Regions from separate parts of the Homo sapiens genome. Here region 2 is linked to region 1. The links are chromatin contacts, found by Hi-C or POLR2A ChIA-PET in ENCODE. All regions are on one chromosome and are shown on one strand. The core of a region is the stretch at or near the end of the contact, and the rest is flanking DNA. Distances in the headings are between cores, read along the strand shown.

Region 1 (4,551 bases), core at 638-3,137:
TGAAAATAAATACACCCTCTTTGCTTACCTCACAGGTTCTTGGGGGAATATTAAATGATATATTATGTACGTGCTTTATAAGCAGTAAAATATTACATAATGCTGTGGTAACCCTCACAGGGTTGATAAGCTAGGGAGCCTTAAGCATCACCTATTACCCCGTATTTATTGTGTACTGGGCCTTCTTCTAGGCACTTCACCGATCTTAAGCCCTTGAATCTGCTGAGCATCCCAATGGGGCAGGTACTGAACAGGGAAGTTAAGTGGCTTGTCTAGGGTCACACAGTAAGTGGCAGAGCTGACATTCAAGGCCAGGTAGTCAGGTTCCAGAACACACATTGTTAAACACCAGACCAAGCTGCCTCCTGTGTGCCCCACTGACACTTCCTGTGTCCTCCTCCATGAGCCCCTGGCAGAGATGACAATTGCTTGCCTTAACAATAGATAAGCTACCAGAAGTCAGGGCCTGTGCCTCATTCACACACGTCCACAGTGCCTGCCACATAGCTAGAGTTCAGTAGATATTTGTTGAATGAACAAATACCCTCCAGGGAGGGATACAATAAGTCTGATACAACTACTGTATTTTTCCTTCATTTTTTCTTGGCTAACCACACTCATTTCCTTCAGTTGTTTCCAAAAGGAGGTTGGCATCTCTCACTGTCCTCATTGACCTCCTTTGCACTTTCTCCACGTCAACAGTGACCCATCTAAAGCCGACTACTGTGACATGAACACTGCACTTGAAGAGCCTGACCAGCGCTGGGCTCAGTAGAACTATCCTTTCTTCTCCCATGGTGTATCCTCACTGTCCAGGACTCTCTTCTCAGAAGCCCACTCCTTCCCCTGTGCTGTTTATATGCTTAATGAAACCAAGTACCCAAAGTGACCGTTCAACTGTTACTAGGCAGCTAAGTAGACTCCATTAAACCTTTTCCTTCCTTCCTCCCCTTCTTTCTTTCTCTCCCATTCTTCTTTCATTCTTCTCGTCCTTCCTTCTATCCTTTCTTCCTTCCTGCCTCCTTTTCTTCCTCTCCTCTGCCCTTTCTTTCAGGTCTTTTTTGTGGTAGGAACTGGTAAGAAAAGGAAAGGAATTCCCTAAGATTTTAAGGAAACAACAACAAAAACCAGGTTATGTTTGGTGAGAGAGTTGGGGCAAGAAACTGCATCTTCTAATATGGAATCCAGGTAATTTATCAGTTTTTTTTCATAGCATGACTACGGTGAGATTTCTTGTAAGAAAAAAAAAAAAATACCAGCATCGCTGGCCTCATATATTGGATTATACTTAAGGGGATCAAGGGATAAGATGTTTGAATTTGGAGATGTCTTGAAAAATCCTGTGGTGAGCACAAATGTTTGCAGTGTCTCTGCTGGACTCCTCAAATTGGGAAAAAAGAGACTCTGGTTCTCATCATAGACTCAAAACCTGAGGAAAAGCGAGATGCGATTATTAGATAAACTGGCAATGACACGCACAAAAATGTGTCTATTCCAGCCAGGGCTTTTCTTTTCAGTTGTTTGTTTTGGTTAGAGATGACTTTGGGGAACTGCATGTCCCACTGGACATTCCAAGCTGCGTTGTCGGAGTCGCGGGTCGCGGCCTCCAGTCAGCGGAGCCGCCGCCCCCAGGGTCCGCCACCCAGAAGTCGGCGGAGGGGGGCCCGCCGGCGGGAGCGCGCGCCCCGGTCGCCGTCTGCGGGTAGAAGCAGAGGAAAGACGGTGGCCTGGGAGCGCGCGAGGCCGCACGTGCGCGCGCCCGCCCGCCCGCCAGCCAGTCCGCTCGCCCACGCGCCCACGCACGCGCCCGCCCGCCCGTTGGCCCGGGAAGTCTCGCGATGCCGTAGCCGGCTGCTCCCGCTGCGGGTGGCTCGGGCTGTTGCTGTGGTTTCCTGAGTTGCTGCTGCTGCGGCGGCGGCAGCGGCGTCTGTGCTTGTGGAGGTGTCGGCCTCTGGGCGGATGTTGACATTGTGTTGTTGTTATTGCTGATGGTAATGGCGGCGGCGGTGGCGGCGACGGTCCAGACCCCATCCCCTCTGTAGCCGGAGCCGAGACAGCCGACAGCGAACTCCGCGGCCTCGGAGCCGGCGGCAGCGGCGACTCCCCTCAGCCTCCGCCGCCTCGCCCGCCGGTACCCCGGCGCCAACCCCGGGAGTCAGGCCCTTTGGGCAGGGGAGCTCGGAGGCTCAGGATGGCGGATTTCGACGAAATCTATGAGGAAGAGGAGGACGAGGAGCGGGCCCTGGAGGAGCAGCTGCTCAAGTACTCGCCGGACCCGGTGGTCGTCCGCGGCTCCGGTCACGTCACCGTGTAAGGCCCGGAGGAGGGCGAGGGCGGGAGGTGCGGGCTGGGGTGGGCCCCGTTACTCCACGGGAGCCCCGTTTCCCCTGTGTCCGTCTGGTGTCGGGGGCCTTCCGAAAGAGTAGGCAACCAGGAAGTGAGAACTTGGCTTATTTTCATTTGTTTGGGTCTCCGAAGTGGGGACGGACGCTGTCCTTCCTCCTCCACACACCCCTTTAGCAGGCCCTACAGGCCCGGGCGATGTGACGATCCCAGTAGGCACGGGTTTTCATTAGGGTCTGCCCTGCGGGCCACCCTTCCTCTTCAGGGTGGAAGTACGTGTATTGACAGGGAGCCTCCTTGTTTTCTCGCCCAGTTACCCTGTGGTTGTCTGTGCCTTTGCACCCAGTGACATGGCTCAGAGGCCAGATCTGGGCCGTGTGAGACCCCAGTGACAATTGGCAGCGAAGCTCCGTTTCGTGTCTATTTCACACATACCCACAGGTCTCCCAGTTTTTCCACTAATTTCCGCAGAACTAATGCAAGTTCTTGTAATTGTACGTGATAAAAATATATAGTTGAACACAAATTTAAGATATACAGAAAGAAATATGTTTACAACAACAACAACAACAACTACGTGAGGGACATACACTCTGCTCAGGTTACTGAGGGAAAATTGTAGTCCTGAAGCTCCTCCTTGGGGCACGAACTTGGGGCTTGTTAATTTGGAAAGTCCCACTAGTAACATTAAAAGTCTGATATTAATAAGGAATGAAAGCTTTCGGAAAGACCATGACAAAGGAATGTGAAGCCTTGAACCAAATAATGAGCTGTCCGGAAGCAGGAAGTTTTGTAATGTTTCACTATGAAGTCCACAGTTTTGTACCACTTGATGTATTACATTGATACTCTCTCATTTTAGATCTCTTGTTCAAATAATAGATCAGACTTCCATACTTGTCAGGTATCTCTGTACTTCTTCACCTTTTCAGTGAAACAAAAGAGCCAGCAAGTCTGAGAATGTCTGGAATAGTCTTCATTATATTTTGGTGAAGAGTGAGTGGGATGTGCTGTGAATAACTTAGGGAAACAGTAAGACTTCTCATATAAGTTTGTCAGCAAAATAATTGCATTTCTCGTATGACCAGCCATATTGTTGTTTGAGTATGCTTATGTAATGCTTTAATTTCTTTAGTACCTGTTAGTTTATGTTCAGGTGACTTAACAGGGTAAAAACACTGCATAATTGCCATCACAGCACCATGACAAGACAGTGGAATTTAATTCACCACAATAATACTTTCTAAGTGTTGTCACCAGCTTAAGAAGTATAACCAAATATCATGGATATTAAACTTTTAACATATATCACAGAATTCATAACCTGCCATTTGATTTTATTTTGACTTTTAGGACCTTTTTGCACTGTTTTAAGCCTAAGGAGTATGTGGATGCTTAAAGAAGTGATTTCCAAACTTTGTCATGCCATCTATCCCTCCTTCTACATTCCTCATGTCAAAGAAAAGCTAGAGAATTTTGTCATTTAAAAAGGCGACGCTGTAGTTGTAATGTTTCCTCTGTTAAGGAGAAGAAAAGCTAAGCACTTTGTTGGGCAAGTGGAAAATGCAATAGTGGGCAAAGTGCTCAGAACCTAGGTAATCAGTAAACTTGATTGTAGTTGGCTACGTGGAGAGGTTAATAGGGTAGAAAATAATTATTAGTGGTTTTCAAACTTAGCTGTCCATTAGAATCCTGGGTGTCTTTAAAAAAAGACCATTGTCTTTGCTCCACCCCAGGCCAGTTGAAGGCCAAATACTAAGTGAGGGTCCTAGGAGTGGACAGTTAAAATAATAAATAAATAAATAAATAAATAAATAAAATCTCACAGGTGATTCTAATGTGTAGCCAAGATTGAAAACTATTCCAGGTTATAGGGAGGGACTATCTATCATCAATAAACAGTATGCCTTTCTACATTGTGAGTTAAATCTCTGATTTTCCTCAGCAACTTCCTTCTTCTCCCATTTATCTTGGTTCTAGGCTCTGGGTTAAAATCTATCTCAGCTACTTCCTGGATAAATTGTTTATTCATGACCTTTAGTTGAGATGGGGATAGTTATAGTCGATACCTTTTAAGATTATTAAGGATTAAATGAGATAGTACATGAAAAGAATTTATTGCACTGTGTGGTACTATGTTCAATAGATACTAGTTTTTATTATTCTCCTCCTCAGATATAGTTTTCCACTTTGAGAAACAGGTGTAAA
Region 2 (4,551 bases), core at 833-3,332, 1.3 Mb before region 1:
GCCTTTCATTATTGGTCTGGATGTTTTGTACCTTCTCCAGTACTAAAAGAAATGTCTGTTTAAATTTAGAGAAGGAGGGGAAGGGCACTTGAACACTATGGGAGGTTCTACTGTAGAATTCTGGAAGAAGAAAAAGGTGTAAATTATTTCACAATAGAGTAGAAATTACAGGAAGTCCAAACAGAACCAACTGTTACAGTAATGAATAAGGAAAAGGTACCAAGTCTCTTTCTTGGCTGTCATGTAATAACAGACTTGAGTTGCAACAGCTGGGGTGTATGCAAGTTCAGGGGATGATTTTACATGTGCCATTTAATCCAGGTACACTAGACTAGTACCTTTCTCAAAACTCAGAAAATAAATTGCTGTGAAGTATAAAAGGATTCAACCCTGATTACAAATGGGATAACAGGTAATTTTTGCTTAAAAAGAGCCTCTAGGAAACAGGAGGTTTGATCAATTTGTTTCATGTACTTCTACTTCTTCCCTTTAGGGTGCCTCAGAATGACCTAGTTCTCCCTTCTCTGTGTTAACACATGACACATCTTTCTCTGACAGTCAAAATTCGCAGATTATCCAAGTTTTAGAAGCCAAATTATACTTGTCCCTTTGTTGCCTGCGGACCTGGGGCACTGCCTATGAGTGTTTCAAGCGACAACCCAGATGTTTTTAACCTTTAAAAAAAAATTTTTTTTAAATACAAGGTATTTCTCTGTTGCCCAGGCTAGAGTGCAGTGCCATGATTATAGCCCACTGCAGTCTCCAATGCCTGATCTCAGATGATCTTCCTGCCTTCATTCCAAGTAGCTGGCACTACAGGCACACGCCACCAAGCCCTGCCAATTTTTTGTATTTTCAGGAGAGACGGAGTCTCACTATATTTCCCAGCCTGGTCTCGAACTCCTGAACTCAAGCGATCCGCCTGCCTCAGCCTCCTAAAGTGCTGGGATTACAGGCGTGAGCCACTGCGCCCGGCCTAAGATGCATCTTAAGGGGCACTGTTCTATTTCTACCATCTCGAATAGTATTTGGCCAACTCTTTCCAGCTATGTCCTGAATTTAAAGTGGAAAAAGGAGAAGAAGAAAATTATAACAGGTCTCTATTTAAAACCTGACGATTTAATCCTTCGCTGAACTGGGTTACAGAATTTTTCGAAAGTCAAATGGAGCTTCGGGACGGGCCTGCCTATGACCTGCACCTTGGGCCACCTTCCCCAGGGGCACCTGCCAAGGTGCAGGTTAGGGCGACTCAGTCCTTTGTCCCCACTGCAAGGGTTGGGAAGAGAAACGGGGGAAGCCGAGGCCGAAGAGCCGGCCTAACTTCATTTCCACAAATGATTCCCGGTGACCTCAAGTTAGAGTATGAGCCACTGGAGTGCAGGGTACGGGAAAAAGGAGAATTTGGGGCAAGGGGCACTTCAATTTGCCGCCTAAATTCGCATGACCAGGCCTAAATTCGGATGCGTTGCCATTTCCCACAGGGAAAGGCTCCGTGCGGCTACCAGTTCACATTCCTCCAGCTGAGTGCAAGCGGCTCCGCTCTCCCTCGGCGTCCGCGGACACCCGGGCACTGCTCCCCGGAGCCACGCAGCAGCCGGGGCATGGCCGGGGCCAGGCCGAGGGAGCGCCGTGCTGCGCCCGGGAACCCGCCAGGGCCTCCCAGGCCGGGTCCCGCCTCTGCTGCCCCCTGCTGGCTGCCCGCGAGCCGGGGCGCCCCGAACTCTCAGCGCCTTGACCACCGCGGCTCGGGACCGGGGCGCGGTTACCTCTTGGGGACATCAAAGGCTCGGCAGGCGGCGGGGCGCGACGGCTCCCCACACTTGGTTTTCCCATAGCGGATCAGGTCCTGGAAGATCGCGCAGCCCGGGAGCAGGCCGGGCGGCAGGAGCTGCAGCAGTAGGGTCAGCAGGAAGGCGGCGGTCAGCGTGAGCCACACCGCGCGCAGCGGGTTCAGCGCCGAGTGCTCGGCCTCCGCCCAGGGAGCCATGGCCCGCGTGCCCGCCTTCCGCGCTGCTGGCGCCCCCACCGCCCGCTAGCCCGCGGAAGAGCGGCCACTAGCGCGCGGCGCACCGGTCTCAGCCTAGCGGGACGTCGGTGACGCGGCGCGGGGCGGGGACGCGCAGAGCCCCTCCCGGACTCGCCGCTCAGCCGCGGAGGTCCTTGGTCCTGGTCGCGCTGGCGCTGGGTGGTCGCTCGCAGTCCCTAATCTGGGCATGGGGATTCTTAGATGGAGCTCCAGAATATGATTCATCAGAAGCAAAGACGCAAAACAGACGAGACCACGTGTCTGCCACTCTTATCAACATTATCTCCAAAGCAAAAAATGGAAACCTTACATGTTGCATTTTAGTTTATTTAGCTAAATTATGATACACTGACATGTTAGAATATCATGCAGTCATTGAGAATTATTATGACGAGTGTAGAAACAGGGAAAGCTGTTTAGGAAACAATATGTGAAGTGAAAAACAAAACCAACCATAAAAATACATAGCTATGATTGCAAACAACTATATTAATATGAATGTGTGTATATATGGATAAAGAAGGCAGATCACACCCAAAAATGAATAATTATGTTAGGATGCTGGAAATGTGTTGGATATGTGTATAATGTAAACATGTAGACAAGTAATTGCACATAATAATAAAAATCATAGTGGTAAAAACTGTGTTTAAAAAACAGCAGTCGCTTACCAATAGGGTTCCAATCCTTAGAAGCAAAGTTTTTAAATTCCATCAGCTGTTTCCTGTAACATTTATCTCAGGTAGTGACAATGCTATTTATTGACTCACTGATTTTAAACAACACTGATTTTATTTACTATAAGTGAAAATCTAGCTCTTTTAAGTATTTAAAAGTCTTTAAAATGTTAATTCTGAAGTATTGTATGCCTACTGTATGACAGGCATCATTTTGGATACTGAGGACAGAGGGGTTTACAAGATAATTGTCACTGCTTATTTGGAGCTTACATTTTTGAGATTGGGTGGTGGGTGAGAAGTGGAAGAGGGGAGAGGTAGCCAACTCATCACCCTTACCCCAATGAGATACCCGATATGTGTGTTGAATAAACATCAGGGTGGGTAGGTTAGTGGGACTTTGGACTGTTAAATGAGCAAGCTTTTAAAGTTTTCTTCTTTGTGCAAAAGACACCTAAGGCTTTACCCGTCCTTTGACAGCCAGGTGATTAAGGATGGTTAAATTGGCATTCTAGCTAGGACAATGAGGCCTTATTGAGTGATCCTGGATCTCTTTTGCGGGAGTCACCCTTTCACTGTTTCTTTCTTTTCTTTTTTTTTTTTTTGAGATGGAGTCTCGCTTTGTCGCCCAGGCTGGAGTGCAGTGGCCTGATCTCTGCTCACTGCAAGCTCTGCCTCCCAGGTTCACACCATTCTCCTACCTCAGCCTCCCGAATAGCTGGGACTACAGGTGCCCCCCCAACCACGCCTGGCTTTTTTTTTTTTTTTTTTTTTGTATTTTTAGTGGAGATGGGGTTTCACTGTGTTAGCCAGGATGGTCTTGATCTCCTGACCTCGTGATCCATCTGCCTCGGCCTCCCAAAGTGCTGGGATTACAAGCATGAGCCAATGCTCCTGGCACCCCTTCACTGTTTCTTTATTTTTCTTAGGTTAACTCTCTGTAAATGCAGCTGGTCTGTCCATGATCTTTTTCTTTTCAGAGAAGCTACTTGTAAGTGCATTGCAGGGACTCAGTTTCCTGGGTAGGAGTTTCTCTTACAGTTGTCTGACCTGGGGCAAGATTGAAAACAAGATAAGTGTGTGTGTATGTGTGAGTGTGTGTGTAGTGGAAACAGGAAGGGTTGAGGAGGCTGGAGGGGAAAATCATCCCATATATTTTTTAGATTTTTTTTTTTGAGACCGAGTTTCACTCTTGTTGCCCGGGCTGGAGTGCAATGGCACGATCTTGGCTCACCGTGACCTCTGCCTCCTGGGTTCAAGCTATTCTGCCTCAGCCTCCCGAGTAGCTGGGATTACAGGCATGTGACACCACACCAGGCTAATTTTGTATTATTAGTAGAGACGGGGTTTCTCCATGTTGGTCAGGCTGGTCTCAAACTCCCGACCTCAGGTGATCCGCTTGCCTCGGCCTCCCAAAGTGCTGAGATTACAGGCGTGAGCCACCCTGCCTGGCTATTTTTTAGATTTTAATCAGCATGCACAGTTTATATTCAGAGAAGCCCCCTGTAGATGGCAGTGGCTGAACAGAAAGCCGTAAGTTAAACCCTCCTGGGAGTATTTGTAAATGTAAATCCTTACTGGAGTGAGTTAGTTCAAAAGTGGAATACCAGGCTAACATCTGTTAGAAAGATCATTGCTAATAAATATCAGTGAGCATTTTTGTCTTTCTTCATTTAATTAACTGCACTATATGTTCAACAAACTACTGGTATTGCCTGCAGTAAACGGCAAAGCCATTTTTCCAGTTGCTCAGGCCAAAAACCCTAAACTCAACCTTGATTCCTGTCTTTCTCTCATAGCCTAAATGCAATCTGTCAGCAAATCCTGTTGGCTCTACCTTCAAAATAT

The links. Hi-C counts contacts between places; a loop is a spot of excess contacts on that map. ChIA-PET counts read pairs that join two places held with the same protein, here RNA polymerase II (POLR2A). Pooled maps may share reads with other maps.
Region 2: a map of CD8-positive, alpha-beta T cell shows a loop between it and region 1 (5-fold over the local background). The contact joins the promoter of SRD5A3 here to the promoter of CHIC2 in region 1. A Hi-C loop is called at or near these places in 1 of 168 maps with a recorded cell type or tissue (CD8-positive, alpha-beta T cell) and 9 of 50 pooled maps. POLR2A ChIA-PET finds 5 or more read pairs at or near these places in 2 of 52 experiments (activated CD8-positive, alpha-beta memory T cell and activated T-cell).

Annotation. Positions count from the first base shown.
Region 1 is chr4:54,061,941-54,066,491 of GRCh38, reverse strand. It overlaps CHIC2 (cysteine rich hydrophobic domain 2), which reads left to right and starts at 1,887. Exons shown (of 6, transcript NM_012110.4): 1 at 1,887-2,310. The coding sequence starts at 2,192. RefSeq lists silencers at 1,580-1,819, 2,050-2,179 and an enhancer at 1,979-2,479.
Region 2 is chr4:55,343,773-55,348,323 of GRCh38, reverse strand. SRD5A3 (steroid 5 alpha-reductase 3) reads right to left here and starts at 2,082. Exons shown (of 5, transcript NM_024592.5): 1 at 1,767-2,082. The coding sequence starts at 1,987. RefSeq lists silencers at 1,500-1,769, 1,980-2,149 and an enhancer at 1,601-2,361.